2 separate regions of the Mus musculus genome follow, and region 2 is linked to region 1. A link is a loop called in an ENCODE intact Hi-C map of the cell type or tissue named here. Cell type or tissue: gastrocnemius. All regions are shown on one strand. Links, peaks and the distances in the headings refer to the core of each region. The heading gives the core; the rest is flanking DNA.

Region 1 (16,355 bases), core at 5,489-13,488:
AGCTACCCTCTGAATGCCGCAAGGGTATGGTGTCTCAAATGCTGCCTGTCTCACAAGAACCTGGGAGTAGGATCCCAAATTGAGGCAGCCTTGCACATTGTAGGTATACTGTGCACAGTGGGTTTTGGTAACCAGGGTGGGGCCGAGTCTTTGCTGCTTTCTCTCTAGGTAGCAGGCATAGGTGGCTCACTCCTATGTCCATCTGCTGCATGACTTTAGATCTTGAGAGAAGCCTATGGGTGCCATGCCCCTCCAGGCTCCTGGTCACTGCCAGGTTCCATCTGCACAGGACAGAATACAGGCATTTGTTGTAGTCCCTATGCCAGAGGGTCCATCTCCCCTCCCATGCAGGCACACCTGCTCCTGAAAGACCCCTCTTTTGGCCATGGTCATTCTACCACACTTCTGGCCCTTCCCTGCACAAGCCATCAGAGTGCTTCCAGATCCTCCACCAGCGCTGGACCAGTGTAAACCTGAGGCAAAGTTTCCTCCTTGCCTCCTTCTTGTGCATAGGATGCCCAACATGTGCTTGACTGAATATGGCTGCTGGTGGTCATGGGGGTTTTATGGCTCCTCCTGGATCTTACTGTAGAGTCCATAAGACCTGCCCTCAGGAGGCCCTCAAGACCCTGCAGTTTCATGGATAGTTTTGTGTGTTAGTTTATGCTAGAAAGGGGGTCCCAAATTCACACAGCACTGAGGCCCCATATTCTTTTGGTGTTCTAAGGACTAAATAGTCTGCTTGGATGGCTCTTTGAATGATGTTCAGTCCTGAGTATGGTGGTGGTGGAGGCCATGTGCACAGTCTTAAGCTAATGGCTCAAGACTCTATGGGGGCTGATGCATGGCTGGCTATGGGGATGTGGGCACAGGGCCCTCCAGGTTGGTTCTAGGCTGGGCTGGAGAGTGCCAATGCACCCACGTCCTTAGGCAAGTCCTATGGTTTGTCAGACTCTGCTGCTTTGAGCTCAGAGGTCAGCAGTGCAAACCAGGGGGGTGAGGGTAACAGAGGCTAGAACAGGGCTCATCATCAGTGAGTACCCAGCAGAGGCCTTGAAGGGAGAGATGTGTACTGTATCTGTTGTTAATCAGGGTTGTCTCTTTTCCCAGGTAAATGTCAGAGGCTGGTCTACACACACAGTGGTAGGTGCCACCCCACCCCTGATTTGTCTTGTAGGAACTCCACAATCCCCTGATCCCTGTGCTGTCAAAGCAGAGATGCTGGCTTTGGATGTGGATAGCAAGATCCACGGAAGGGAGACTAAACAAGAGAGTAGCCTGCCCTGCCTGCCCAGCTCTGCCTGGGGGCAATGCTAGGGGTCCCTCCAAGGCTAGCCCTGTGTTTGTCTCTTGCTATAAGTTTCTTTTTCTTTCCTTGGAGGGGCATGTTATGCTCAAGATAGAGCCCAGAGCCTCCTGCCCGTTAATCACAGGCTGTGTTTCTAATCCATGGCCCCTGACAGAGAAGCCATCCTTGGCTTCTGGCCCTGCAGGCCCAGCTGGGTTTGTAAACTTGGACCTGTCCTTCCTGTGATGAGGAGAAGTAGGGCATCTTGCTTAGTGACTTGAAAGCTATGACTCAAAACTCTCAGGACAGGGCTGAGGACACACCTGTCTCCCACCAGCTGTGCACATCTGGTGGGACACACCTGTCTCCTACCAGCTGTGCACATCTGATGTATTCTATACAGGGATTTAGGAAACTGGGGAGCATTTCCTCCATAGAACAACCGGCACCATAGCTGAGATTTGTGGATCATGTCTGTCATCTCAGCATTTAGTAGGCTAAGACAGGGGATCTCTGTGAGTTTAAAGTCAACTTGGTCTATGTTGAAGTTTTAGGCCAGCCTGGGCTACAAATTGGGGGCTATCTCAAAACAAAACAACAACAACAAAAACAAACAAACAAACCAACCAACCAAGAAGCTGGCTGACAAATGACTCAGTGGATTGCAGGAGGTAGGACAGTGGACACCCATGTTGGTCCAGCACAAAGTGTTTAATATCAGAGGAGATGGCCTGCTTTGGCCTGCACTTACAATGTCCTTGTAACAAGAGGAGAAACAGAGCCAGGCCTGCCAGGTGCATTTTGAGAGGACTTAACTTTGTCCCGAGGCTGGGATATTTCACATGGTTCTTGTGAGCATCTCTCCTTTGGGCCTGTATGAGGCTGGCCCCCTGCTTTTGCAGGGCCAATTCACTGGCCTCATCATGCATCCCCTGGCAGGGCAGGCTGCCTGCTCCCATTCTGTGGGTGCCATTGTCATCCTAGACCATTTTCTGGCAGGTAGCTGGGTGCAGTTGCTTCAGAGTCCCTTGCTGTGTCTCCATGGACCCTGCTTGCCTCTGTCTTTGTCTCCCCACAGACTGGGTGCTCCATCATTGCAGGCCCTGGTCTTAGGTGGTATCTACTTGGGCATGGGTCATCATGTGACCTGCTGACTCTTCTTCTCCAGCCACCTGTGTGGACCTGCATCTCAGGACCTGTGCGGATGCCGCCTATAACCATACATCGTTCCCCACACCGCTGGAGCACCGGTCGTGGGAGGCAGTGGAGTCTAGCCCTGAGTACATGCTGTTGGGTGTGATACACTTTCTCCTGGAGGGTCAGTGCAACCCTGACCTGCGGCTGCTAGGGTGCTCTGTGTTGGCCCCCCGATGTGAGGGAGGCCACACACAAAGGCCCTGCCGGCATGTCTGTGAGGGCCTTCGGGAGGCCTGCCAGCCGGCCTTTGACGCCATCGACATGGCCTGGCCCTACTTCCTTGATTGTGCCCAATACTTCGCACCAGAGGAGGAAGGCTGCTATGACCCTCTGGAAGAGCTCCGTGGTAAGGGAAGGCTTTGGGGGTACTCCAGGCTGCACATTAGCTCTGGGAGTTACAGTTTGGGCAGGCAGGTGTCAGGGCTCCTGCATCTACAGACTTGGAGGGAAGGGCAGCTTATCAAGAGGGAAAAGTGTCCCATCCATGCACACGAAGGATCCTATCCGTGGAGAGGCCTATGTTCAGCAAACAAGTGAGACATGAGCAGGGTAGACAGAGTGACCAGCTATAGCCACCTTCAGAACTGCATCTCACTGGCCATGTTCCCGCGCAGGGAACGTCTCAGCAGACTTTCTGGCCAACGCTGAGCCTGAAGGATGATCTGAGTCACTCTCCAGGCACAGTCTGTTGGACGGCAGGAGATGATGAGGGCCGACCTGTGACAGAGGAATGAGCTACATTGAATGCTAGTGAGCGGCTCATCTCAGGAGGTGTGTGAGTCACAGAGGGCTGCTTGGCGCAGTGCCTTAGTGAGCACAGCTCTGTCTGTCCCTGTCTGCACCCTTTCACTCGAGTGGTGAGAAAGATGATCAGTACCCACCGTGCCACCCTGGCCCACAGAGTTTTCTGTTCCTGGCAGGAGTCGCCAGCCATGCTTCATCTTGCTTTGTAAGCCCCTCGTCTTCTGTTGCAGTCAGAAAATGGAGGCCCAGAAAAGGAGATAGAACAGGGGCTTCCGTTGGAGTCACCCCGGCCAGCCACTGGTAGATGGGCTTGTTTGTACAGCCTCATCTATTGAGTGCCTACTGTGTACTGAGACGTAAAGGCTGTTGGGGAGGGTGTAGACCTAGCAAAGCCTGTGTGAGTGCCTGCCAGGGGGTGTACCATGCTGAGCCCAGTGTTGGAGCCTGGTCCTGTCCTGGAGAGGGCAGGTTGGGTTCAAGAGCAGGCGCAGTGGGCTCTGGCCAGCAGGAGTTGTGTTCACAGTGGGCTGAGGTGTGGAGGTGGCAAGCTAGTGAGGAGAATGGAAGCCAACCTGCTCTAGCTGAGCCTGCTGCCCCAAGAGAGCCCAGGCACTGGAGAGGGGATATTTTGAAACCACCAAATTGTTGGGTTCATCTGCTCTTTCTCTTCACCAACCATTTTGAGCAAAAAGAAAGCCACAGTAGAGACAACATTAACTCTTTGTGGCCCCGGTCGGCCTGTAGGGACCTGCCTCAAGTTTCTTCAGCCATCAGGGCTGAGGAAAATCCCCAGGGCTGCTAACCACTAGGCTTCTTCTCTAGAGAGGTAAAGGGAAATGGGGCAGGGGAGTCAGGTGTGATGGAGGTCACACTCTGACCAACACTGTCCCAGCCCCTTCTTCTTGTTATAGAAACATTTGGGTGGAATCTTAGCAGACTATGGACTGTGGGGAACCACTCTTAGCCACGCTGCCTGGCACATGTGAGTGTTGACACAGAATAGACCATGGTACCAGCAGAGAGGAAGACAGAGCTGTGTCAAGGCCCCGATGGCAGGGTCATGTCAGACAACCACTGCTTAGAGGCGGATGACAGCCTCTCTTTGATTTCTGTAGGTTGAGGATTCCTGGTGCGCCTTCTCTTGAACTCTGCCTTTCATATTTGAAAGCCCCCATTCAGACACCCACATCTTACTGTCACTTTTACACTGGAGTGGAGACATGGTCCATATGCATCTCCTCGGTCGGCACTGTGGCTGGCTGGCTGGCTTGTGGCAGTGCCATCCAGGAGGCCTATGTGTCATCCCATCCCCCACTTGTACAGCAGTACAGTGGGATTGGGGGTGAGGGTGCTGGCCAGGTTGGTGATCTGTCTGTACCATGAGTGGGTATTCAGTGCACACCCCAGCCTCAGTTCCACTTCCTTCCCCAGGAGAGCTGGATGTTGAGGAGGCCCTGCCCTCTGGCCTGCCACCTACCTTCATTCGCTTCGCCCACCACTCCTATGCTCAGATGGTCCGAGTGCTGAAGAGGACAGCGGCCCGCTGTTCCCAGGTGGCCAAGACCTACAGCATTGGGCGCAGCTTTGAAGGCAAGGACCTGGTGGTCATCGAGTTCTCGAGCCGCCCAGGCCAGCATGAACTGAGTGAGTGACCACGTGAGGCCCAGGTGTGATTCCGCCCCTGGGAACAGGGTGCAGACCTACTTAGCCTTGGGGTGCGCGAGCTGGGGGTGACTATCTGCTGCCCCCCCTCTACTCACCCATGACACCTGCCCACAAGGACAGTATTAAAAAGGATTTCTCCAAGCTGGGCATGGAGAACTTAAAGGTGGCTGTCTTAGTCAGGGTCTCTATTCCTGCACAAACATCATGACCAAGAAGCAAGCTGGGGAGGAAAGGGTTTATTCGGCTTACACTTCCATGCTGCTGTTCATCACCAAAGGAAGTCAGGACTGGAACTCAAGCAGGTCAGGAAGCAGGAGCTGATGCAGAGGCCATGGAGGGATGTTCCTTACTAGCTTGCCTCCTCTGGCTTGCTCAGCATGCTCTCTTATAGAATCCAAGACTGCCAGCTCAGAGATGGTCCCACCCACAAGGGGCCCTTCCCCCTTGATCACTAATTGAGAAAATGCCTTACAGTTGGATCTCATGGAGGCATTTCCTCAACTGAAGCTCCTTTCTCTGTGGTAACTCCAGCTGTGTCAAGTTGACACAAAACTAGCCAGTACAGTGGCATATACCCTTTAATCTCTGCACTTGGGAGGCAAAGACAGGAGGATCTCTGTGAGTTCAAGGCCAGCCTTGTCTATATGAGTTCCAGGACAGCCAGGACTACATAGAGACCCTGTCTCAGGGTGGGGGTGGGGGAAGGGTTTCTCCAGAAAAAACATATCACTTGAGTTCAGGAGATTGGACATGAGTTGGTCTCATCCCAACAGACACTTGTCTGAGGAGACTGAGTTATAGCAGGAGAGTAAGTTACCTAAACAGATGACAGTGTGGAGACTCTGTATTCAGGAAGAGGGCAAGGTTTTCTGAGAGATTGGAGGCTGGAGGGACTAGGGCAGGTCATGGAGGGGACACTGGGTCAATGGCCAGTGGTTGACAGAGCTTCAGTCCTAGCTCCTTAATGTGGAATTTGTCACCATCACCACCACGGTGGCCCTGCAGTCTTGTGAGTCCTGGGCCTGCTCAGGTCTGGGTCCTGGTTTCTTTCCCTCTGCTCTGCTCCTCTCTCGAACACAGTTTGCTGAGCCTGCTTTGAGTTTTGGAAGATGCTAGATGCCTCAGATCCTTCAGGGATTCCTTGCTATGATGCAAATTAGGAATCAAATTTTGTTACAGTAATTACTAGTGGTTCTGAGCTGGAAAAGAGACACCAAGCTGACTGTATGTAGGTCTCTAGAATGTTCTAACAGAGACTTGGCTTGGATCGTCATCTCCTGTGTGAATAGGACATGGTGACACTGGAAGTCCCTATTCCCAGCACCGAGAACATCACTAAGGCTGGGCCTCCCTTGGTCCCATGCCCCTGACCATTACCCCATTGCCACTTTGGTGTACTAGGGCCCATCATTCCCTCCAGTTCCAGAAGTCTCTGAGTCTGTGCACTTAGGAGTCTGCTGGGGTGTCCACCCCCACCCAGCTTTCACCTAGCTGGACTAGGCAGTGTGAACATTACAAGCTCAAAGGCCTGTCTCTCATGGGGCCAGAGGTCATCAGGTCACATCTGGCCTCCTGCAGAGACATGGACATTTCCTTGTTGTTTATACCCTGGTATGTGGAGTCTGAAGGGCACGGACATTCATGCTGACAGCTGAAGGTTGCTGGGCCAGACAGGTCGGGTAGGAGATTCTGTTTTCCAATGAGCAATGTTAGATCCAGCACGTAGGGGTGACTTTCCCATGGCCACATTAAAGAAGGCTGCCAGGCCTAGTCTAGTGTTTCTGTGAAACAGCCTTCATCCACTCTTTCGCTCATCAATCCATTCACCACTCACCCACACCTGCCCTTTCCTCTGGCCATCATTCATTATTTTATTCATTCACATGTCCATCTATCCATCCATCCATCCATCTATCTATCCATCCATCCATTCAGACATTTGTTTTTCCATCCAGCTATCCACCCACCAGCTCATCTATCCAACCTCCTAACCATTTATCTATTTATTCATTTGTTCTTCATCTTCTGTATATTTAACCACCAGCTCATAATCTATCCATTCACCCATCCATCCATCCATCCACCATCCATCCACCTATCCATGCATCCATCCATCCATTCACCCACTCATGCATCCATTAATCCATCCACCCATCCACTCATGCATCCATCCATCCATCCACCCACCCATCCATCCATCCACCCACCCATCCACCCTTCCATCCAACCACCCATTCCATCCAATCATCTATTCCATCCAATCACTCATGCATCTATCTATACATCCACTCATTTATCCACTCATCCATTGATCAATCCATCCATCCATCTGTCTGTCCATCCGTCTGTCTGTTCATCCACTCATCTCTATCTATCCAGTCTTCCATCTATCCATCTAATCATTCATGCATTCACTCAACCTTCCCTTCCAGGGCCAGCCGTTTCACCTATTAAGCACTAATGTATTTGACTTTTTGCATAAACACGGGCCATAGATGTCAATAGAAGTCACACAAATCAATGGTACCATATATTATCATAGCATTCTTTACTTATGCTAACAATTGTGGCTAAACATAAGAAATGAGCTCAAGAAGTGAGTGTCTAGATAGCTTCATATGCCCAGAGACTCTCGAGTCAAAGCAAACACTAGTACACCCGGCACACCCTTGCTAAGCCCTGTCTGTGAAACAACACCCCACATCACCGTTTCTTCCTGCAGTGGAGCCTGAGGTGAAGCTCATTGGAAACATTCATGGCAATGAGGTGGCCGGACGGGAAGTGCTCATCTACCTGGCCCAGTACCTGTGCTCGGAGTACCTGCTGGGCAACCCTCGCATCCAGCGCCTGCTGAACACCACCCGCATCCACCTGCTGCCATCCATGAACCCTGATGGCTACGAAGTGGCAGCTGCAGAGGTGGGAGTTCCCGCTGCCTTCAGAAGGGCTGCATCCTCCCGCACTCTTAATCTTTGACTTTACTCATCATTGTTGAGGTTCTGTTTGCAGCCATCTCTCTAGGTGATCAGGGCCAAGCAAGCAGTGGTCCTGCAACATTCTGCCTGCTGGATGAGCAGAGCTGTGATGTCTTGTTTTAGGACAGGGCTGGGGATGTAGCTCAGTGGTAGAGTGCTTGCCAAACATGGAAGATAAGAAAGAGTCCCAAGGAGAGAGTGCACTGGTGGAGGACTAGGGAAGCTCACTAGGAGGGACAGAATGACATGGGCAAGAGTCAGTGGAGGCAAGAGGCTATGCAGGGGGCAGGTGTTCTACCCATGGGAGAATACTTCCAGACCATGATGCTAGGGGTGAGAGAAAGGCCATGTGGAGGCATAGGAGGTGGGAGGAAGGGTAAAGGTGAAGCCATAGGAGCCATGGTCCCGCTTGAACCTCAGTCCCACTGAAGCCTGAGCTGGGAGGCGTGGGATGGGAGATGTTGATCCTTGTCTGGGCCCTTGTGTCCAGGGTGCTGGATACAATGGCTGGACCAGTGGAAGGCAGAATGCACAGAACCTGGATCTGAACCGCAACTTCCCTGACCTCACGTCAGAGTACTACCGGCTGGCCTCGACTCGTGGTGTGCGCACAGACCATATCCCCATCTCACAGTACTACTGGTGGGGTAAGGTAGGAGCTGTGTGGCCCCTCCCTAGGGAACTGGCCCTGCTGAGCCTCAGTATTTGACCTGTAAGGTAGGCCAGGCCCTTGTTGGGGGGCAGTCACAACGTATTGAAAGCCTCAGTGTCCAGCAGAGACATCATTAGTCTGCATCCTGACCCAGACACTTTCCCAGAAGCCCTGGGTTTTCCCTCAAGAATGAGCTTGGCAGGAGCCTTCCCCTCTGTAGTTAGTGTAACCTGCCTTATGTCAGGACCACTGCTGAAGCTAGTGGGGCCTACTCAATGCAGGCACTGGACAGACAGGAGCTGCAGGGGCAGGGTGCTCCTCAGCTTCCAGGAGAGGTGAACCTGACCAGGAGGGGCAAGGTGGGTTCCAGGCCGAAAGGCCAGCAAACACTCTGCAGTGACCAGAGGGAACTGTAGTGGCTGGACAGGAGTTCTGTTGGGTCTGGGGTGGGTGGGAAAGGCAGATGTTGGGCGGGCAGCAGAAACGGCAGAATCTTGAAAGCAGTGCTCGAATCCCGGCAGGTGGCCCCCGAGACCAAAGCCATCATGAAGTGGATACAGACCATTCCCTTCGTCCTCTCAGCCAGCCTGCATGGCGGCGACCTGGTGGTATCCTACCCCTTCGACTTCTCCAAGAACCCCCATGAGAAAAAGATGTTTTCTCCCACACCAGATGAGAAGGTGAGAGATGGACACTGTGCTCAGGCTGAGCAGGTCATTTCTGTTCTAGCTCATAGGCGTGGCGGAACCCTCAGGAGTCCCTTTGCTCGCTTCCCTCACATCCAGGAGATGCCCTGTCAAGCAGAGAGCAGTCTTCCTACTCAGTGTCCTCAACCTTAGGGAGGAACTCTGGCCTTGTGTTTTGTCTTTTATGTTGTTTCAGATTGTACCAGCAGGGGGCAGTGCTACCACATGCATGGTGCCCTTTGGGCTGGGAACTGGGTTCTCTGCTTGGGTTCCAGCTTGGGTGCAGAGGTTAGGGGCGGGGCTCTGTAAGGCCCCTGGTTTCTTAGGACTGTTTTTTTTTCCACAGTATGTGTGACCGAGTAACATTGGAACACTTCCAGCTCTTAAAGTTGCCATGCTATGCCACCCAGCCCTGTTTGTTACAACAGGACAGGAAGCTTATCTTTCCCTCTTGTGGCAAAGAAAGCTGGCAGAGGGAGGGGAGGGGAGGGGAGGGGAGGGGAGGGGAGGGGAGGGGAGGGGAGGGGAGGGGAGGGGAGGGGAGGGGAGGGGAGGGGAGGGGAGGGGAGGACTCAGCAGTTCCTGGTGTTCCCCAGGCCTGGGGCCAAGCCTCCATTCTCTCTTATATTACTAGAGGCTGCAAGCTCCTGTCCCAGGTGGGGCCTGTGCAGGTCTGAGCTAGGCTTGGTCTCTAGTCAGGTCTCCTGGCGAATCAGATAGGTGCAGGGAGCCTGGCGTACCTTCAAGGGCAGTTTTCATTTCAAACCTAGGGGAAGGGACCTGGAGGTAGGGACCATCAGGACGGACAAGGACCAGACTCCAGGTTCCCTGATCTCTGAGCAACTTGGCCAGGGGAACAGCTGTCCCTGAGCCCTGTTGGACACTTGTACACCATACTGATCTTACCTAGAACCTTCCATGTTTCTGGGTCACAATGGCGGAGGAAACTTCTCCCTCCTACTCTGTCCATGGAGGAAGACAAAACAAAACAACACAGCAAGCAGGGACAGGACGGTCAGCATCCATGACGAGTGCCAAGGCTGGGGCACAGTGTATGTAGCTGTGTGTGGATACAGGTGGATTTGCATTCATGTTTGTGTTTGCATATACCATTGGGAATGTATGTATATGCCTGTGTTCCCATGTGTCAGGAGAGGAACCCCAGCCTGGCTTAGACTTAGAAAGGGTTTCCCTTGGGTTGCAGCTTCTCTTAGTGGAGCACAAGGGCAAGGATGAGGTGGAAGGATGCTTCAGGCACAGGCTGTCAGAGACCTCTATGCAGCCAGACCCAGCTCAGTGCCAGCCATGCCTGTATCCTCTGGCTTCTCATCCCCGAGTCTACCCATCAGCTTACACACTCACTTATCCAGTCATTCACCCATTCACTCATTCATGCACCCACTCTCTCCCCGACTACTTCATTCATTCAATCCTTCACTCAATTATTCATTCACTCATTTACACTCATACATTTGCTTGCACACTCATTCAGTGTGGGGTCTCAGATCGTGTCCCTCCTTAGAGCAAGTGCACCCCCTGGGTGGGCAGGCATACCCCAAGCAGCAGGAGGCCCTCCATGCCCAGCCTCTCAGCCTCTGTGCTTGGGGATGTCTGTAGCAAGGAGGTTCACCTCAATGGGTCCCACTAGAGTCAGAAGAAATGAGTCTGCTCCCCAGACATCAATCCTCAATCAATAACGGTGCAGCCTGCAGCCAGTGGCAGGCTCTGTGGAAACCACAGTCTCAGGAGAGGTGGGGAGAGTGTGTGAGGGAAGGAGCTGTCTGGGTGTCTCAGGGGACATCTTTGCCAGTGTTCTATCCTGCCAGGGAGAGTCCTGGGAGCCATGCTCACAGCCCCCAGCCCTTCCTACTGGCCACAGTCCTAGGAGCCAGCACTGCTGCAGCTCACCAGGGCACTCACCAGGCAGTTGCTGAGTGGTGGGGGTGCTGTGCCTGGTGACCAAGTTCCTAGGTCTCTGTAGTTGCTTTGCTCCTTCCTTCCTTCCTTCCTTCCTTCCTTCCTTCCTTCCTTCCTTCCTTCCTTCCTTCCTTCCTTCCCTCCCTCCCTCCCTCCCTCCGTCCCTCCCTCCCTCCTTCCCTTTTTTTTTTTGTTTTTTTGTTTTTTTTCAAGACAGGGTTTCCCTGTATAGCCCTGGCTGTCCTGGAACTCACTTAATAGTTGGAACTGGAACTCGGAAATCTGCCTGCCTCTGCCTCCCAAGTGCTAAGATTAAAGGTGTGTGCCATCACTGCCCGGCCCTTCCTTTCTTCTTCCCTTTCTGTTTTTTTGAGACACAGTTTCTCTGTGTAGCCCTGGCTGCCCTGAACTTATTCTGTAGACCAGTCTGGCCTCAAATGCAGAGATCTGCCTGCCTCTGCCTCTGCCTCCCGAATGAGGGATTAAAAGCATGTGCCACTGTTCCTGGCTCCGGCTGCCATACTTCATCTACATTCCTCATGTCTGCACCCCTCCTACCCACATAGCCTGCAGACAGGCCGCGCCTCTGTACAGCCTTGCTCTAAGCCAGGCCTGAGGCTCACGTGCCCAGGATTATGGGGACGATGACTATAGCTTCCTTTCAGCCTTCACCCACAGGACCATGGAGGAACATGGGATGATAGCTCCAAGGCAGGGATGAGAAAGAAGAGTGGTAGGGGGTCAGACAGTCCAGGTACCGGACCTAACCTTGGAGCCCAGCCCGCGTTTAGATTGATGGGGGAGGGCTGCAGAACACCCACCTTCCTCCTCCATCTTCATCTTCAGATGTTCAAGCTTCTGGCCAGAGCCTATGCTGATGTCCACCCCATGATGATGGACAGGTCGGAGAACAGGTGTGGGGGCAACTTCCTGAAGCGGGGGAGCATCATCAACGGGGCGGACTGGTACAGCTTCACTGGAGGTGCGGCCTGAGCAGGGGGGTGGGTGGGGCCTTCCTCAGCAGAGCCCTGGCACTCTCCGCAGAGTTAGTCAGCATCTGCCTGGAGAAGGGGAACTGGGATGACTGGTCCTGTGACTTCAGCAGTTACTGTTGAATTTATTTTATAATCAGCTTTTTATATAAGCCCTTGCTGCTTGTTAGGGGTTGAACAGGGCTGTGGGGTGCAGTGGCAGAGCCCCGGGGAAGCTGACATCTCAGGGCAATAGAAGACTTTTTGGTTCTGGGTAACAGGTCCTAATGGTTGGGATATATTTACTGTGTAAGATATTAGGGTGCTGTACTCTAAGGCTTCCGGGTTTTCCCAAGCTCAGCGTTCACCGGACCTCTGAGTCCTCACTGGCTGCTGTGTGCTGGGTGAAGGTATCATAAGTGCACTGTGGGAGACACATGCTATGCACACCCTGAAGCACCCATTGAAGCCCCTTCCCTAGCAACAGCCCCCTTCACCTGATTTCTGCTGTGCCCCAGCACCGGTAGACCATTCTGCACTGGGCAAGAGAGCAAGGGACAGATTCACAGGCCTGTGTTGGCACGGCTGGGGCTTGCTCACCCTGCAACTCTGTGTCCCACCAAACCTACTCAGGCGGCCAACAGCTACTGTCCTCATGTGTTCCAAAGCTACTATTTGATCTTGTCACGCTGCCAGGGACTAGCACATGCCATCTTCTGGGGCATGAGAGCTTCCCTTCTTTCCAGGCTTCAGGTACATTGGTTCCCCAGATGGCAGACAAGGGAGATCCTACTGTTGAGGCTGAATGGAGAGATCCATAGGCTTCCTTCCAGCAGCTGGCAGGGCCACAGAGCAGAGGTGGCACCCGTGAGGACTGTGGCAGTGGTAGCTCCGACAGCAGAGCTCAGAAACACAAAAGTCCTTAGAGCTGGGGGGGGGGGGGGACGACGACATTGTAGTCCTCCCGACTTCCTCTCTGGGAAATGATCAGGTCTCCCTGGACTGCTGTTAACTCTGGGCAATTGTGTGCTGTGGTCATTGTCAGACTCCTTGAGGCTGTAGGCCCAATAGCTGGGACACAGAGACCTGTGAGGTGCACTGGCTAGTTTCTCTGGGAGAACAAGATTCTGCCACCCACCTGTCTGAAATCAAGTTTACCTCTGTGGCCTGGTCAGGGCCTCTACTCCTGACCTCAGGGTTATGCATGGAAGAACAGTGGCTGTGTAAATCACCTCTTTGTGCAAAGTGGTGCTGGGCCTGGAGTTTTGTGCCTGCCACAGGCTCTTTGCCCTTGACACTCAGCTGCCCACCCCACAGGTATGTCTGACTTCAACTACTTACATACCAACTGCTTTGAGATCACTGTGGAACTGGGCTGTGTGAAGTTCCCCCCAGAGGAGGCGCTGTATGGCCTGTGGCAACAGAACAAGGAGCCCCTACTCAACTTCCTGGAGATGGTGAGCCCCACCCACTGGAAGCTTCCCATGGTGGGGAAGAAGTCCAGCTTCTACCCTTAGGCTCTGTCCTCTTGGCTCTATCTGGGGCTCAGTGGAAGCATAAGTTGGTGACTTCTCTGACCATCCATTCAAGACTGGGGCTTCCCAACCATATCTCTTCCCTCATATCTCACAGGCATGATTGCCAAAGGGAACGTGGGGGCCTGGCAGTCTTTTGGGGGTACTGGCAGTCTGGAGGGGATGCTGGCCTGCCTCCAAGCCCCGGGAGCTATCAGGAAGCAGTAGGTGAATTAAGCTGAATCTTGACGGAAGAAAAACCAGGCAGGAGCGGGTACTCTCTGAGCAGAGGGGGTGCAGTAGGCGACTCAGTGAGGCACTTGAGACCTACGGGGTCCCTTCCCGAGACTGGAGTGAGGGTAGTTGTAGGAGTGAAGAGGACAGTATGTATGGGGGTGGGTGGGTCTCAGAGGTGATGATTCTGGGATACAGCCTGTTCACACATCAGAGGTCTGCAGGCTGAAGGGTAGACTGCCCAAGAGTACCTGCCTATCTGCATGGAGCTCATCTGGACTAGGTGATGGGGTGATTGAAAATACATCCTCAGAATCCTCCATTGGATCCTGGAGCTAGAGTCTGCTGGGTCAGAGGAAATAGGTGCCTGAGCCAATGCCTCACCCGGCACAGCTCACACAAGTGCTATAGAATAATGACGAGGCACGGAGAGCTATAGGGAGATAACAGCTTTGGGGACATCAGCACATTCAGATGCAGGGTGGCCTTGACAAGTGCACAGTGCTCCGCAGTTGGTCCCGCCCCTAGATGGCCCTGCCCTAGGCAGCCCCACCCCTAGATGATGAGGCCCGAGAGAATGATCACTGTGGCCACAGAGGCATGTGGCTATGCTGGGGGGTGGGGGGAGCAAGAGGAGTGGCCATGCAATGGCAGCTGCCTGGAGTTTAAGTTCAGACTTTGTGTCCCCAAGTTCGGTCCTTGAGCCCTGTTTATTTTCTGGCGAGATCAGGAATCTTCCACCAGGTGAGACCAGCCAGAGCCTTGCTACAGCAGCAGCTATGGGAAGAAGACAGCCCCAAGTAGCACAGAACATGGCCACTGTTTTCTGTGGTAGCTGGCACGTCATTCAGGCAGGGTGTGTCTCATCCACAGGCAGGGCCTGGGGCAGAGCTAGGTGCTCAGGCTATTCTGTGGTCGTCTGGGGAAAATGAGTTAGAAGGGGCTTTGGTGGGACTGGGATCGCTCCGTGGATATTGTACATGAAGTCTCAGTGTATGAAGATTTAATGGCAGGCAGAGTGGTGGCCAGTCGCGCAGCACTTGGCTTACCCCGAGACAGATGACCCCCAGGAAAACGGGCTTGGATCCTGATAAGGATCAGGTCTGTCAGGGCCAATTGAGGTCACTTTCACAGTGATCCTGAGCAGGCCCAGGGGTGGGGGGGTGGAAGAGGCAGAGGCAGAACCAATTCCTCCTGCTGCTCAGCTCTGGGCCCCAGGGTGGCAGAAGAGGACCCCAGTTGAGGTGCAGATCAGAGACTAGCCAACTGGAGGGAGGGGCTCCCGTGGACAGGCCCTGAGACACAAATGCTCACTCAGTAAAACCCAGCAGGGAGAGAGAAGCTAGGCTATGGCGTCATCAGGAATGACATCTTAGAGGCTGAGGAGTGAGGGCTTCTGGGAGTGGTAGAAGGGGCCAGTCAGTGCAGATGGCCAGAACATTCTAAGAGGGCAAAGGTGGGGGGGCACAGAGGTCTAGAGGGATACACGCATGGGGGAACCACAGGTTAGCCATGACCACTGGCTCTGTAGGAGTCAGTGTCTTTCTGTGAGTGAGGAGGAGGGAGGGAGGAGCTGGCTGGGTTGGCACAGTGGCCTCCGTACCATCAGTTGTCCTCATCCAACAACTCCTCCTCTCCCTCTACAGGATAGCATTTCTGGTTTCAGCTCCACAGAACAGCAATCCGTGCTCAGGAGCATCCAGGCAGTGGTCACCCATTCAGGGGCAGCCAGCTACCACTTAGGTGTTCATGTCATGAGAGTTGAGCTCCCAGCCTGTGCTAGCCACATCTACATGCCCTCTTTTCCCAAACCTTCAACCCTGTTTTGTTTATTTCTAAACTGTAGAAGAGAAGTGACTAGATTGTTGTGTCTGCCTCAGTGCCTCTGGGAGTCAGGAGGGAGGGTGGCAGCCACTGAGAGCTGCTGGCTCTGAGCAGTGGGGGACTTCTGGGATTGTTGGGTTCCCGACTTTGCTGATCTTAGAAGCACTATGAGCCCTAGGTGTTATTGGCAGCTCCGGCCCCACTAAGATCCATTCTGTAGCTGAGGAAGTTGAATGTGCAGAAGCAAATGGTTTTCTGGGGTCAGGAGGCCCCCTTGTGTGCAGAAGGCACGGGGTGTGGCTGGGAAGCAGAAAGGTCAGTTCATAGTAGGGCTGAGTCTGTCCAGCTTCATGGCTGCCCTCCAGGGGTCCTGGGCTTTACTCTGAGGATACCGCTGAGTGTCTGGTGTGTAGACTGACACATGCAAGTGTAAGTAGTGAGTTGAGGGTTTGAGGACCTGGTCTGTGTCCTCACCAGGCTTCCTGCTAGAACCTCCGCTCAGAAGGGACCGCGAATGCCTTCCTAGGCTAGGGAGGTACAGATGCTCAGATGCACCTAAGGATAGACAGTGGAGGCTGTCCTCAGTGTCTGCGGTCAGGAAGGAAGTGTACGTGACCCTTAGGAAGAGCTTCATTGTCGGTCAAGCAACCCAGAAGGTACGAGTCAGACTGCCAGAGGTACCTCAAAC
Region 2 (16,355 bases), core at 4,366-12,365, 150 kb after region 1:
CCTGCTTTATGCTACACACCTGAGGGGCTGCTGGCTAATTGTTCCCACATCTCGTGATCTATGCCAGAAAAATCACAGTGGCTTGAAAGGAGCCTGCTAGGGCTGGGCAGGCAGGTCTACACTGGGCAGTACTGCCCCCTCCTGGAGCAGACCCTTGCTGGATGTCCATATGCGCTGGCCCCAGACACAGTCAATTCTGTTCTGGGAACACTTGCCAATGTGCGCCTCTTCCCACTCCCAACTCCTTCCTGCGATGGTTTGTTTGAATGTCTCATGCCCTGTCCTAGGGTTGCTCAACTTCAACGCTGAAGGCTCATAAGAAAAGCAGGTCACAAGCCCTGTCTGTCACTGCACAAACCCTGTCTGTCATTGTTGGGCCACCGCCACTGTAGGCGTCCCTGAGAGCTTCTCTCCTCTTGCTTTCCCTCACTTCATCGGCTTGGTGGTCACCACCTCTGCTCTGCCCCCCCCCCACAACCTGTTTCTGCTTCATCTTCCAGGGAGAGTCTGCCCTTAGCCTTCCTAGCTTCTGACTGTGCCAGCATGCTAAGGCTGTGTTCCTTCTGCCCTACCATCCCTGTGAACAGGGCTTTCCACTCTCCCTGTAACATCTCAGGACTGTCGGCCCCTACCCTAGGACAGGACCACTTCACGAGTCTGAACTTTTCCCACAAAGCCCCCTTTGCTGTGGCTGAGGATGCATACCCAGTTGCAGGCCAGGTGTGTTTTAGCCGCCACAGGTAAACACAACAGTGGTTGAGTGGCTGAGGTTGGGGCATCTCTTCCTGCTTTCCCATGCTGGGAGCCTGGCTGTGTACCAGGGACGCTCATGAGAGCCAAGTGTTCAGGTGACCACGTCTTGCCAGGCTGCTGGACAGCTTCTCGTCTGGTAGACTGCCCAGCCCCTCTCTGATGTGCAGAGACAGTCCTGGCTGGAGAGGGTGCAAGGATGAACCTTGGCCTGGTGCCCTACAGCTCACGAAAAGCTGAGCAGAACCACTGATTGCAGCATCTTCAAGCTATTATCATCACTGAGGAATGGCGTGCAGCTGGTGCTGACCTACCAGCAACCAGGAGGGAGCATCTGCCTGTGCCTCTAAGCTGGTGCTCTGTTCTCCTTGCACAGACTTTAGGACTCCCAACAGCAGCCTCCAGTTTACAACCAAAGCTTCCTGACTTTCCTTTGACCCAGCATCCCATGGCGATTTACTCAGTGATGCCAGAGTCTCTGGGGTTCTGCCTTGCCAGGTGCAGCTCTTAACTTTGCACCGGGGAGAACAGAGAAGTTAAGTAATGTGCTTGGGTTGCTCAGCAGGATGCCATGACATCATGCTTAAAGCTTCCACCCTCCTGATTAGAGAGATCTAGTTCTTCCTGCACGGGGTTTGTCCAGGACACAGACTCTGCTCCAGCCCCTTCCTGGCCCATCCATATCCCAGGGTGGGAAAGAGGGATTGGGGAGTTGAGAGTAAGGCTGTTACTGGGTTAGTCCAATGCAGATGGAACCATGGCAGTGACTCCCACCATACAGGAAGTAGCCAAGGATCACCTATGTTTTGCCAATGAAAGAAATGGCCTGTTTTCCTTAGCAAATTGACACTGCTGTGGGTTACCTGGTTGGTGTGGGACCAGTAGTGTCAAGAAATCAGGGACAAAGATGGAAACTTTCTTAGAAAGATTGGTATGTGGATGAGGAGCTGGCGAAGGTGCTGGGCCTGGGTGTTGAACAGAAGTGAGTGGCCCTGTGCTATTGGGATGCAGAGGCCCACGGGGCCCTTCCTCATGTCAAGGGTATGGAGCTCCGGTCACAGGACTGCTCAGGCTGCAGGGATGAGTGTGAATGCAGAGGTCTGGAAGAGCTAGATGCTCTTCAGAGAGTTGACAGGGCTCCAAGGTGCTGTGAGAACTGTAATTTGCTAAGACAGTTCAGAGTGCTTCAATAAAGCAAGTGAGAAAGCACAGACTCCTGGCTTGGCTCACATCAAAGATACCACACTGTCAACTTTAAATTTATCTCTTAAAGAGCTGAGAGGAAAAAAAATTAGGTAAAATGGCCGGAATGTGCAAGAAAGCCAGTCACTAAACAATGAAGCCAAGAACAGCCATCCCAAGGAGCGAGGAAAATAGGTCTCAGATCTACGCTGCTGCCGTCATTTCAGAGAAGAGGTGCCATGCAAATGCTGTGAGGAGTGGCTCTTGGATTGATAGCCCCGTCAAGAGTGGGTCCAGGGAGGAAAACACAAACTTTGTCTTTTACTTTTATTTTTTTATTTTTTTTTGACATTGCCATGAGTTCTGAAGCTAAACGCAAAAACAAAACAAAACAAAACAAATTGTTTTTCTTTTCCTTAACCCCTCCCAAAAAAAAAAACCCCAACAATAATCAAAACCAAATTTACACCAGGCTCCCGAGGGAAGGAGATAATCTTGCTTGTCTTTGTATAGAAAATGATATCGCAGGCTCGTCGTGGGGAAAAGGCGGCTCGGGATCAGACAGACAGAAAGGCAGCAAAGACAGTGCAAGCCCCATTTTTATTACCTGCCAGACTGCTAATAAAAATCACATGTTATTTTTTCCGGGTTTTCTCCTTCCAATATCCGTGCTATTTGTCAATTGTGAGGAATGTGTCAATTCTGTGATTCTCTCCGCTTGTAAGCAAATACGCACCTTTGTTCTCGGATTTCACTCACACTGCCCTGGTTTCCCCTCCAAGGGACCCCGTGTGCCTGCAAGTGAGGCCCAGGCATCGGGTGTCTGAAGACTGCCTTGGGGCATCTCTGAGCATCAGGTAGCCACTAGGGGTAAGCACCCTTCAGAGCTTAGGGCAAGTTTCAGTGACCCCTTCTGTGTCCCTGCACCCAGCAACCACAGCCCATCAGTGCTTCTCACAGTGTTCCCCGTGGACATCGGATGGGACCTTGCTTGGAGGTCTCTGAGGGTGATGAGCTCAGTATCTCCTGAAGATGCTCCTTCAACAGGTGGATGGACACGTCTGCCTTACCCAGGATGCACACTGACTGCAGGAGGTGAACGCCAGCCTGAGTCTCCGGACTTTGGTCCTTTAAGGGTTTCAGGCACCATGGCTTTTGATTAGCCTTTCGTTCCCACAACACTCTGGAAAAGCAAATAAATGCTGGCACTCTGGGTGGAGAGTCAACATCAGGCAAGAGAGCTCTGTCCCTTCCAGTGCTGCTCTGCATTGTCCGCAGATCCTCCACCTCCGGGAGTAAAGGATGCTGACGGGTCTTCCCCCAGGGCCGGAGCAGGGCTACACAGTCATGAACACAACCCTCATATCACCTGCCCAGAGTCCTGCTGTGTGACATAATTCAGACGTGACAGGGCACCCCGAGAATCAAAACCGGCTCCTTGTGGGGTCTTGTTTACTCGGCTGAGTGGATAAGTCTGAGCAGTAAATGCCATAAAAGAATCACTTTTCTATTTCTGAGCATGGCCGTCAGCGTGATGGGGTTTTAAGTGGTTTGCTGGACCTGCCCCGTGCACAGGAGAGAAAGCCACATGCTTGTGGGGCATCGATTCCCTTTCTCCTTCCCCGTCTCCCCAGAAGAAACCTCGCCCACTGCACGGAATCGGCAGCTTTTCCTGCCAAGACCTTCTCTCCTGACCATTAGTAAGCCACCTCCCATCACTGGCAGAAGCCACCAACCTGCCCTGCCCTGCCCTGCCCATACCAGGTCACAAGGAAGGAGTCTCCTCAGCACACTAATGCTCAATGTCCCACATCCAGCATGCAAAAATGTCTGGAAAACAGAATTCTGAGGCAGGTGTTGTATCTCAGATGCAATCACACTGGAGCAGGGTATCCCAAACCCAACACAACTATTATACACACACACACACACACACACACACACACACACACACACACACACACACACATGCATGCACATACGCACATGCATGCATGACTACAGAAATGCCAGGGGAAGCTAGCTTAGCTAGGAAGCCAGGCTCTTTCCATACTGTGACCCAGGGCACCAAGTCACCTGTTCCGCTTGCTCCAGGAATCTGACACATATTGCTTTGACATAGGACCAATAGCTGGGTGACTAGCATTTACAGCCCAGATGGAGGTAAACGGAGACCAATTTCCTTAGATTTCTTAAAGCAGCAGTGCTTTACACTGGCAGAACTGTGGGCAGCCTAGAGCTTGGTGCCTGAGGCTCTCTGAGCAGCTTTTGGATCCAGGTATCCAGTGCCTTGAAGTGTCTTTCCCCATGGCTGTTACTATGTGCTGAGAATTCCCCCTGTGGAAAGGTGCAGGCAGCCAGGCCCTTGGAGGTCACCTGTGTGGGGATGCATGGATGACAATGTGTCTGACAGATGAGCACCTTTGAGCTGATGGATGACACATCCCCTGGGGACCCTCCTTCTCAGCAGTCACTCATAACTGCAGCCATGCTTCAGCCACATCAGTGGAAATACTGGCCCTAGGACTAGGGCCCAGAGCATGTTTTGTCTAGAGACATTCAAATGTCCCTCTGTGCTACAGTGTGACAACTATGCCCTTCATTGAGAGCATGAGGAGGTTCCCACAGTTGGCTGTCTCATGGCTGGGGTCTTTATTAATTCCCCGTGTGACATTGGTGACCATAGCCATGAATCCTCAAGACAGCTGGTCTCTTCTCTCAGCTCAGCTCCAATCAGTGCCTTGACTTTTCAAGGACAGAGTCCCCACCCCTCTCTAGGGCTTTGTAGGATACCCCTGACCTCCCGTTCTACGCCTTCTACACACATGTCCTTCCTGTGTGTGATGGTGTCCTGCCTCCTCCAAGGGCTCCAGCAAGGTTTGATCTCCTTCCTGGCTTCAAATCCCACTTGTTCCGAGAACCCCAGATTTCTCCAGGCTGTGGATCTGTGGCTGGCGCCTCCCCATCCTCAGCTGTCACATTGTTTGTTACAAAACAGCCTTTGAGTTTATATCCTGTGATGATTCATGGTTTTCATCAGTTAATGGAAACCAGGCCTCACCTCATTTGACATCTTTCTGCAGGGGTGTCCTGGGAGGGAGGGACTTGGAGGTTCCCAAAGAGCCAAGGGACAGGAACTGGGGTTCTGTGGTCAACAGCAGATGCCCGGAATCAGACCAGCAGTTAAAACCCAGCTCTGCCACTTGCCAGTCTGTGACCTCCAACAAGCCACCTGACACAACTGGCCAACTCACCTGTACAGCGAGGACATCAGACTCAGCTCAGATCCTAGATATGACCAAAGAGGTGACACTTAGCAGATTCTAGATAGACTAACTACCAAAGACAGAGTTTACAGGTAGGGTATGATAGATCACAGACAGGACCAGAGGCAGAGTGTAGACAGACAGAACAACAGATTTCAGACAAGTTCCAATAAGCAATGTCTAGAGCCAGCTGAGGCAGGGTAGAGAGGGACAGGACTGTCACTGGAACCATGTGGCTTTGTACAGTATCTCTTTGCAGCCCCTCAGAGTGTTGCTGTGGTGAGAAAGACGACCCTGGAAAAATGGGCAGAGCACCCCTAGGTGCTCCATCTGGCCCCCACTGGAGTGACACAGTCACAGACCTTAGGAGGCAGATGGAGTGAACTATGGAAGCTAGGGGCTTGCTAGGCTCTCATGGCTGTGCTCAGAAGTGGGATTTAGATGTGCTGACCAAAAGGGCTCTGGGGATATAGAGAACATAGATGTGTAAGAGCTAGCCTGGAGACAGTGTACAGAATGGTCCATGCCCAGGACACATAGGTGACTCCATCTTAGTAACCCCATCAGGCACCATTCGGGGACCATACTAAGTGCATACCTGGTGGCTGCCTCTCTTTTATTTCCATAAAGTCCTGTGCCCAAGATCTTCAGCTCAGGATGAGGCTGGGGGATGCTTAGAGTTTTATAGGATGGAAAGTCAACCCGCCTCATCCCAGATACTCACCTTGAGATCCCACTGCTGTCTTAGTCTCTCCTTGCTGCAAAATGACTTCTGCCAGGCTGGGACCTGGCAGGATGGATCAGCAGCAGCATGGCTGTTAGCCTGGGAAAAGAAGGAGACCCAGAGTTGTGGCTGTGTGGGACAAGGAGCCGCATGTCCTGGTATAAGAGTTAGGAGACCCAACGTTCAGCATCCATCTGCATAGTGGGTCATCTCGGGGCTGTGGGGAAAGTGCCTGCCATGGGGAAAGTGCCCGCCATGCTGTGTTGAGGTTTAAGAGCCAAGGTTTTTGACCTTGGATTGCCTCTGCCCTGAGTTCCTAACCACCTCCTCTGCCCTACTTAGAACATGAATGAAATCAAGGCCTCCCTCTGGTTTGTGTTGGGGCAGAGGTGTGGTGGTGGTGGTGGGGGACAGCACTGCCTGCATTATTCATGGCAGCTTCAGAACTCCCAGATCCAGTTTACCTTTAAGAAAATGGGTAGAAGGTGGGTGTGGTGGCGCATGCCTTTGATCCCAGCACTTGGAAAGCAGAGGCGGGTGGATTTCTGAGTTCGAGGCCAGCCTGGTCTACAGAGTGAGTTCCAGGACAGCCAGGGCTATACAGAAAAACCCTGTCTCGAAAAACAAAAAACACAAAACAAAACAAAAAAGCAAAAACCAAAAAAAAAAAAAAAAAAAACCCAACAACAACAAAAAAGAAAATGGGTAGAGGCAGGCATGGTGGCACAAGCCTTTGATCCCAGCACTAGGGAGACAGAGGTATCTGTGAGTTTGAGGCCAGCCTGCTCAACAGAGCTAGTTCCAGGATAGCTAGGGCTAAACAGGGAAACCCTACCTCAAAACAAAACAAAACGACGACGACGACAACAAACAAATAAACATCAAAGCAAAACCAAAAACCCACAAAGAAATAAAATAAACCAGGTAGTTAACACAGGCAGTTAAGGCCACGGTGGCTTGAACCAGCTGGAAGGTGAGCAGACACGTTGGGATGACTCTGAGGGCAGGAGAGGTGGGAATCAGGACCTCCTGGATGGACAGAAGGGTTGAAAGTGGGCTTGAGTGTACCCTGAATGCCAGGCTCTGGGACTGAGATATACAGGGAGCCCCACCCCCTTTGGGCCTGGGTGGCACTTAGGAAGTACTACATGGTGAAAGGCCAAGGAGCTTGGCAGAAACTGCTGCTTGCTGACTCCCGGGCATAGCACTTCACAGTATGTAGAAAGCCAGGAATGCTTGGCTCTCAGCACCTGGCTCAAGGAGGGCCAGACTGGTAAGTGCTGAAAGGAAACCTTGAATGGTCATATTGTATGACTTCTTTGCGTGACAGGGGCTATGCCCGCATTTGAGATTCTGCACACTAAGATGACAGACAGAACCCATTCACTTACCAACTTGTAAGCCTCCCTATGAGACCTCCAAGTTCCTGGTCCTCTGTGCCAAGTGGGTTCCAGCCCAACCTCCCCAAAATGAATGCTGTGGGCTGTTTGTCTTGTTTAGGCTCTGGCCCAGGGTTGGGCTTGTCTACCCTGAATTCATTCAACGTCCCTCTCAGGGGCTTTTAGGTTCCACAGAGGTAAGAGCCCAAGGACCCTCAGCCACAGAAGCCAGTGAGTGAAATTGAGCCAGGGACAAAGACCCCCAGGCTGTAGACAGGAAGATATACTCAGGGATCAAGATGGGTAAAGTCTGTCTCTTCTCATCTTAGAATCCTGGGTCCCCAACCTGACGTGGTAGACAACGGGACAGTCTGCTCCAGGAGAGCTCTGGCATCCTGGGTTCAGACCTGCCTAGGAGGCTCAGGTCCAGGCCTGCTCCTTCAGGATATCTGCCTAACACTCACATGCAGAGTCCCCATAGCAGAGTCAGTCCAGATGAGGGCTTTGGATTCCAGACTTGTCCCCTGTCCAGCAGTCAACAGGATTCTCAGTAGGCATATGTGACATAATGGTGCCACCCAGTGGCCACCTCCAAATTGCATCCATGAGCTATAGGCAGGAAACCATCAGAATTGGGCAGGCGCCCCCTGCTGGTCAGCAGACTCATCGACCAGCTTTCTCTGTGCTTTAAGATGGGGATGAGGTGGGTGAAGAAGGGCTGGCACCCGTGATCTGCACCTCCCAGAACAGACAGATTTAGTAAATAAAACCACAGGCCCCGTCTTAGTTTCTTTTCCTGTTTTGCAATGAAATATCAGACAAAAGCAATTTAGGGGAGTGTTGGTTTTGTCTCACAGTATCGGGGCACGGCCCATTATGTTGTGCAAGTCTTGGTGGCAGCTGGTCACTTCACTTTCAGTCAGGGGACAGAGGGATGTGTTCTGCTCCTTAGCTCTCTTCCTTGTTATTATGCCACCAAAGACTCAAGCTCAGAGAATGGAGTCACTCATATTAGGGTGGGTTTTCGCACCTCAATCCCATCAAGATAATCCCACAAGCATGCTAGGATGCTAACCGATCCCTGGCAGGCACGACTGAAGGTCTGTCTCCTAGGTGATTTCAGATCTTGTCAAGTTGACAGTTGATATTAACTGTCACACATGCCCACCTCTGATGGAGAGGCATGAGGCCCCATTTAGCTGGGCCTGAAACTACCCTTGACTCGGTATCCAGAGTCCATTGTGAGAAGATAGAGGAAGTGGCCATCTTTCAGAGGGAGAAATGCTGTGTGTGTAGCTACAAAGTGGGGACTTTCCCCAGGAATTCTCTGGAAAGAATGCATGTAGACCAGCTAAGAAAGTTGGCCATCTGGCCTATGTGCTGAGAGCCAGTGGCTGGGTATGGATGGGGGTCGGGGAGAGAAATCAGAAAGTCCACAATGTCTCCAGTGGGGCCATCGGGAGCATTATCAAGGGCCAGGTGACAGTGCAGGTATCTGGAAACAGTGGGAACCAGAGGAGAGACTTCGGGGAGAGGCAGGGGTGCTATGGGTGGGGCCCGGGGAGGCAGAAAGGTGGGGAGTGGAACAGCTGGGGGTTTGTGTCAAAGTCTGGTACTGTCAGGTTGTAGAAGGAATGGGAGTCCCAGAGGATGCCTGGGTGAGTCTGACAGAGTCCAGATTGGGGGTGGTGGTGCCTGGGGCAGGTGGAGTGAGGGGTGCTGTCATATATAACTCACAGTAGGCTGGCAAAGAAGCCATGCTATTCAAAGTTGCCTATGGGGAAGATCTGGGCTTGGAGAGGCAGGATTGGGCTGTGTGGTATCATTAAGGGGAGTCTGCTAGCTGCAGAGATCCCCAACACTCCAGTCCCACTGGGCCCACTGGGCTAAAGCCAATGTGGCCAGGCTGGTGCCTTTTCTAGTGCAGAGGCTGCTGTGTCTCATGGCTCCCAGATGTCTTCCTCCTGCCCCTGGCACTGGCCTCTTACCATCAGGTCCACACACTATGTCAGGGCACTCTCCCCAGTTCGACACAGCTGGCCAGCACCCAAGAGTCCCCTTTGCTGAGGTCAAGACATCCACACATTCATAGACTCTGGGAGGGATTAGGATTCTGTTGAGAAGAGTCTGGGCCCTGCTCTGAGTTGTTCCTATTGAATACAACAATGTGGTATTGGGCAGGGGGTAGAGGTTGTGCCCTACTCTGTGAGACTCCATTTTACAAGCGACTTTTTACTCTGTTGTGAGAATGGAGGATGATGGCATGTCTAGGTGGGCACATGAAGAGAACCCCATGTATCAGCCTGGGTGAATAAATGACTTAGTCCTGAGTGGGAAGGGAGCCAGTCACCCAATGTGACGAACTGAGACTGTGGGCCCACAAGGGTACAAAATAGAGGAACCAAGGCCAAGAATGTATTGGATACACAAGACCAAGAACCTGAATCCCAGCATATCTATGACAGTGCCTCCATCAGCCTGTCATTCAGATAGACTATTCAGACTGGTTTGGTTATGCATATAGATGCAGCCCATTTACGGGCTGTCAGCCCATTCTCCTGATCACCTGTCTGACCCATAGTTCATATGTTTTCTCCACCTATACCCTGGTTCTGTCTCTTTATCCCTGCAGTTCCCTCTAGTCCATCTATGTCGTCACCCCCATACCCCACTCCCCACTCCCCATTTCCCCATCTCCGTGTTCGGTCCATGCCCCACCTCATTCACAGCAGCAGCCTCTCTGCAGATGGTTTGGATCCTTATCTCATCCATACCGACTCCATTTACATTTCTATCAGCTCGCTTCTGAAATCTTGAGCTCTGTACCATTCTATAACTCACATATATACATACATATGCTCACCGTGTGCTGTGCGATGCAAGCGACAATATTAGTAATTCAGATCAGAATAAAAAGCTGGGTTGGCCTCAATGAGATTCTCAGGAGAAATGGTGTTATTTGCTACATTGCTGCTGTGCCTCAGGACTTGCTGGGGGAAAACTCCAGCTTGTTGGTGTCTCTGATGTAGGGACCCAAGGACAGGCTCCTGGCTCAGCTACTGCTTCGGGGCCTTTTCACCTGCTGTGCCTGTTACTAGAATGTTTCCTCTCACACTCCCAGTTTGTTATCGTGAGAATTTCACTGTGGACTCTTCATTCCTTCTGAAAGCCTTCTGCCACACAACCCCCATCCCTATCTTGTTCTCCCCCCACCCCCACCCCCCTGCAGATTCTCCTCTGTACCAGTCCTTGCACTGTGCTGCAGAGTGTGAGCGCCATGGAGATGATGCTGCATGCTGCAGCCTGGAGGGGTTGCAGCAGCACACGTGACCTGAGGGACCTCTGCATGGGTGTGAGGACTCACAGCTGATTCCACACAGGGAGAACTCCAACACAGACAAGACGTGCATAAGCTTCGGCCTCTGTAGCATCCTTGAACTAGTGGACAAATTTTTAATCCTGGTCCAGGCTTTCTATCCCATCTTTGGCCACTTAGTTCCTGGGAAAAAAAAGACACCCATAACCTTTATATTTACAATAATCCCTAAACAGCACAAGAGCTGGGCCTCCCCTCTATGCTGCTTTCCAATCAATAACCCCGAGGTATTACTATATTTCATCTGCACTGCTCTTAACTCCAATTGGCCAGCCCTTAGGGCCGGACTTTCTTGGCTTCTAACCCATGACATCTTTCTCTTCCTCCTCATCTTCCTCTCCCCTTCATGGTTCTCCTCAAAACCTCCAACCCCCAACCCTTGGAATCCTAAAACCCACTTATGTCTCCTCTACCGAGCTATTGGCTATCTGTATCTTTATTCACCAATCAGAAATCACTCGGGGGCAAGATCAGATAGTGTCACTTGGGTCTCTAGGGCAACCAGGTCTTAAGGAACGAATTTTAGCATTAGACTATAAGCCACATCAGGCCCACCCACTACACTGAACTTCACTGAAACCCTTGCTAAATTAAATGGGCACCACACCGCGGCAGACCTGTAGGAAAGGCTGAGGGGGAAGTCGGAGTCTGGCAGTAGGAACTGGGGGGACTGATGACAAAAACCCATGGCTCAGGCACTCCAGAATCAGCCAGATATGGGCTGCCCCACTGCTGTGCATGGCCTTCAATTGCTTTGGGGATATAAGGGGTTGTGTCAGGAATAGAATGTAGGCTTTGGCACCTAGGGGCAGAGCCTCACTGAAATAAATAATAAATAAATAGGAAAGAACACAACTGCTCCTAGGTGTGGAGGAGAGAATTTATTGTAGGTAAAAGGGAGAGCATAGCCAGAGGCAGAGACATCTGACAGAGTCCAGAGTGGACGTGACCAGGCTGAGCTGGGCCATGTGGGGGAAGGGCAGCCTAGTTCCTGGGCTGGAGAGTTCAGAGTAAAGGTCAGGTTATGCTAGCAATACCCTGTAACAAGTAGGGACTAAGGGATGCTGGGAGAACCTGACAGCCAAGGTCTGCTTTGGAATGTTAAGTAGACCTCAGCCATTTGTCCCTGCTTTGAAACTTAACACTCCCCTAAAGTTCTGAAGGTTCTATGTGTGGGATGTGGCTAAGTGCTTAAGCAGAAAGAACCTCGGAAAGCTCCTTTGAGTACCCGAGGCACAAGAGGGGGGAAGCTAGTCCCATAGAAGGAGGAGGGTGCCACACTCCATCAGCCATCCCTCCCTGGTCCCACCAGACCTGGGGAAGCCAAGGAACTGCCCTGCTCTGCAGGCTCTCCTGCTGAGTGTCCTGGCTTCATTTCTGTCACTGTGATAAAATACCCTAACAACAAGCAACTCAAGGAAGGAAGGGTTGATTTTAGCTCACAATTCTCGGTTACGGCCCATCAACTTAGAGGAATCAGAGTGGCAGGATCTTAGAGCAGCTAGTCACACCACTGGTCACACTACATTCAGTCAAGAGCATAGAGAAGTGGATGCATACGTGTGTGCTTGCTTGCTTGCTTGCACTTAGCATTTCTGCTGATAGAGTCCAGGAGCCCCTCTGCCTAGGGGACAGTGCCGACCACAGTGGTCTGTGTGTTCCCAAATTGGTTAATAATCAAGACAGGACAACCCGATGTAGACAATCCGTCATTGAGACTCTCTTCTCAGGTGAGTCTAGGTTGTGTCACACTGACAAATGAAGCTGACCACCACAGTGGACAATCGTAAAGTGTTTTTCAACTTCCAGTCTCAGTTCCACTATCTGGTTTCCAGGGAACCAATCAGATTTTCAGTCTTGGTGATAGCTATCTTTATTCACTGAGCCATCTCACCAGTCTACCATTGGGTTTTGAAACTGTGATTGTAGATTAAGTGCCTCATGACAAGGTCCTGAGCACCTGAGGGACAGAACATGACTACTATCCCAGCCTCCTGGGCATAGGAATAGGTGGACATGACACAGATTGAGACAGTGCTGCAACCAGGGCATGCCACCACCAGAACCCAGCTATCCTACTGCAGCAAGTCCTGAACATTTCAACACAGCTGAAGCACAAGAAAATGACCCAAGTCCAACTTTGTGAAGATAGAGGTCCTTAGAGAGGAAATGAATAAATCCCTTAAAAGAAGTCCAGGAAAACACAAACAATTGGAGGAAACGAATAAATCCCCCCAAGAAAGCCAAGAAAAGCATACAGGTGAAAGAGATGAGTAAAACTATTTAAGATCTGGAAGTGGAAATAAAAGCAAACAAAAATCAAAACAAAGCAAAAACAATCCACAAACTGAGGGAATCCTGGAGATGGAAAATCAAGGTAAGTGGACAGGAGCTAAAAACACAAGCGTCACCAACACAATACAAGAGATGGAAGACAGAATCTCATTCGTAGAAGATACAATAGAAGAAACTGATATATCAGCCAAAGAAAATGTTAAATCTAAAAAAGTTCTTGATCCAAAACATCCAGGAAATCTGGATGTTATTAAAGAATAATAGAAATAGAAAAAAGATAAGATTCCCAGCTTCAAGGCCCAGAAATTATTTTAACAAAATCATAGAAGAAAATTTTCCTAACCTAAAGGAGGACATGCCTATAAAGGTGCAAGAAACTTACAGAACACCAAATATATTGGACCAGGAAAGAAAGTTCCTTACCACATAATTAAAAAAACCCACTAAATATACAGAATAAAGAAAAATATTAAAAACTGTAAGGGGAAAAGGTCAAGTAACATACAAAGGCAAGCTCATTAAAATTACACCTGACTTCTCGATGGAGACTCTAAAAGCCAGAAAGGCCTGTACAGATGTTCTGTAGATGGAAAGAGACCACAGATACTAACCTCGACAACTATATCCAGCAAAAGTCTCAATTACCGTAGATGGAGAAACCAAGATATTACACAATAAAATCAAATGTAAACAATATCTAACCACAAACACAGCTCTGTAGGAACTATTCCAAGGAAAACTCCTACCCAAGTAGGTCAACTAGACCTATGAAAACACAGGAAATAGATAATCTCACACCAGAAAAAAACAAAAGAAGGGACACACACACACAGAGACAGACACAATACTACCACCATCAAAAAAACAGGAATTTAGCAATTATTGGTCATTGATATTGTTCAATTCAATATTAGTGGACTCAATCTTTCAATAAAAAGACACAGACATGGATGTGAAAGAGACAACAGAATGGATGTGAAAATAGGATCCATTGTTCTGCTGCTACAAGAAACACACTTTGAGGGTGGAGAGATGTCTCAGAGGTTAAGAGCACACTGGCTGCTCTTCCAGAGTTCCTGAGTTCAATTCCTAGCAACCACATGGTGGCTCATAATAATTTGTAATGAGATCTGGTGCCCTCTTCTGACATGCAGGTATACATGCAGGCAGAGGACTGAATAGGTAATAATTAGATAAAGCTAAGAAAAGAAAAGAAAAGAGAATAAGAAAAACATCTCAACATCTGACATTACCTCAGAGTAAAGGCTAGAAGAAGATTTTCAAAGAAATGATCCTAAGAAACAAGCTGTTACAGAATTCTAATATCTAACAAAATAGACTTCAAACCAAAATGAATCAAAAGAGACATCAAAGGAAAGATTCACCAAGATGATCTTGCCCCAAATGCAAGGGCGCCTACCTTTCAAAAGGAAACTACTAAAGCTTAAATAACACATCAGCCCTCACATATTGATAGCGGGAAACTTCAATACTTTCCCCTCACCAGTGGGACAGCCCATTCAAACAAAAACTAAACAGAGAAACGGTGGGGCTAACAGATGTTATGAACCAAACGGACATAGCAGATGTCTACAGAACATTCAGCCACTTCATTGAACTTTCTCCAAAACTGACCACATACTTGGTCACGAGTAAAGTCTCAACAGATACAAGAAAAAAAATGGAATAACACCCTATGTTTTATCAGACAACCATGGATTAGAATTGGATTTAAGTAACAGAACAGAAAGCCTAAAAACTCCTCATGGAAGCTGAACAACTCTCTAATGAATAATTCCCGGGTCAAGGCAGAAATAAAAAAAGAAATGAAGGACTTTCTAGAATTCAATGAAAATGGACACACAGCATATTCAGACTTTTGGGACACAATGGGAGTGGCACTCGGAGCAAAGTTCAAAGCACTAAGTGCTTACAGGAAGACATTGGAGCAATCTCATCCTAACAACTAACAGCACACCTAAAAGCTCTAGAACAACAACAAAAAAAGTACGCTCATCCAAGAGGAACAACTGGCAGGAAATAATCAACCTGAGGGCTAAAATCAATAAAATAAAATAGTAGAAATCAAAAACAAAGAGAACAATGCAAAGAATCAATGAAACAAAGATTAGTTCTTTGAGAAAATCAACAAGATAGACAAATCCTTTTCCAAACTAAAAGTCAGAGAAAGAATTTCCAAATTAACAATATCACAAACAAAAAGAGGATATAACAACAGACCCCTAGGAAATCCGAAGATTCATTAGATTATACTGTAAAAACTTGTACCCCACAAAATTAGAAAATCTAGAAGAAATGGATAATTTTCTTGATATATACCCTGTACCAAAATTCAATCAAGGTCAGATAACATCTAAGGAAATAGAAGCAGTCACTAAAATTCTCTCAACCACAACAAACAAACAAAAATGCCCCATGAAGGGCCAGAAAGTTTTAGTGAAGAAATCTACCAGACTTTCAAAGAGAGCTAATGCCAACTTTCTCAAATTATTCCACAAAATAGAAGGGACATTGCCAAATTCATTTTATGAGGACACAGTCATCCTGATACCCAAACCACACAAATATTCAACAAAGAAAAAAATCACACACCAATTTCTTTCATAAATATAGATGCAAAAATACAAAGCAAATCCAAGAACACATTAAGAAGATCATCCACCACGATCAAGTAGGCTTCCTTCCAGAGATGCAGGGATGGTTCTACATACCAAAATCATACCAAAAAAAAAAAAACTCTGAAAAAATGTACACAATCATTTCATTAGATCCTGAAAAATCTTTGGTAAAACCCAACACTCCTTCAGGATGAAAATCTTAAAGAGACCAGGGATACAAGAAACATGGCTAAATACAATAAGGCAATTTACAGCAAGCCAATAGCCAACATCAAAGCAATTCTACTAAAATCAGGAGCAAGATAAAGCTGTTCTCTCTCTCTCTCTCTCTCTCTCTCTCTCTCTCTCTCTCTCTCTCTCTCTCTCCATATATATGTATATTCAATATAGTACTTGAAGTTCTGATAGAGCAGTAAGACAAGTAAAAGAGATCAAAGGGATACAAATTGGAAAGAAAGAAGTCAAACTCTTGCTATTTGCAGATGATATGACAGTACACAAGTGATCCCCAAAATTCTACCAAGCAACAACTGATAACCACTTTTAGTGAAGTGGCTGGATACAAGATTAACTAAAAAAAGAATCATTAGCCTTTCTATACAGAGTGAGAAAGACTTGACAAATAGACTGAGAAAGAAGTCAGCACCCTTCACAATAGCCACAAATAATATAAAAAACCTTGGGGCAACTCTAAAGAAACAAGTGAAAGACTTGTCTGACAATAACTTTGAATCTTTGAAGAAG

Evidence for each region. A loop is a pair of places that touch in the nucleus more often than their neighbours do. Peaks named below come from ENCODE experiments on the same cell type or tissue, not always from the same donor. Only the 100,000 strongest peaks of a DNase experiment are listed, where the experiment ranks them.
Region 2: a loop joins it to region 1, with 11 times the contacts of the local background. A loop is called at or near these places in 35 of 42 quality-filtered maps.

Annotation. Positions count from the first base shown.
Region 1 is chr5:35,503,869-35,520,223 of GRCm38, reverse strand. It overlaps Cpz (carboxypeptidase Z), which reads left to right. Exons shown (of 11, transcript NM_153107.2): 2 at 1,111-1,143; 3 at 2,457-2,831; 4 at 4,661-4,873; 5 at 7,617-7,813; 6 at 8,360-8,521; 7 at 9,043-9,201; 8 at 11,971-12,106; 9 at 13,413-13,552. Among named protein-coding and RNA genes, the nearest start is that of Cpz, 14 kb to the left of the region's middle. In gastrocnemius, for the core only: a CTCF peak has its summit at 9,415 (motif pointing right); DNase peaks (open chromatin) are centred at 9,424, 9,878 and 12,768.
Region 2 is chr5:35,353,602-35,369,956 of GRCm38, reverse strand. 4930478P22Rik (RIKEN cDNA 4930478P22 gene) reads right to left here and starts at 8,404. Exons shown (of 4, transcript NR_046060.1): 1 at 7,314-8,404; 2 at 5,923-6,021; 3 at 5,187-5,220; 4 at 2,280-3,115. In gastrocnemius, for the core only: a CTCF peak has its summit at 7,930 (motif pointing left); a DNase peak (open chromatin) is centred at 7,901.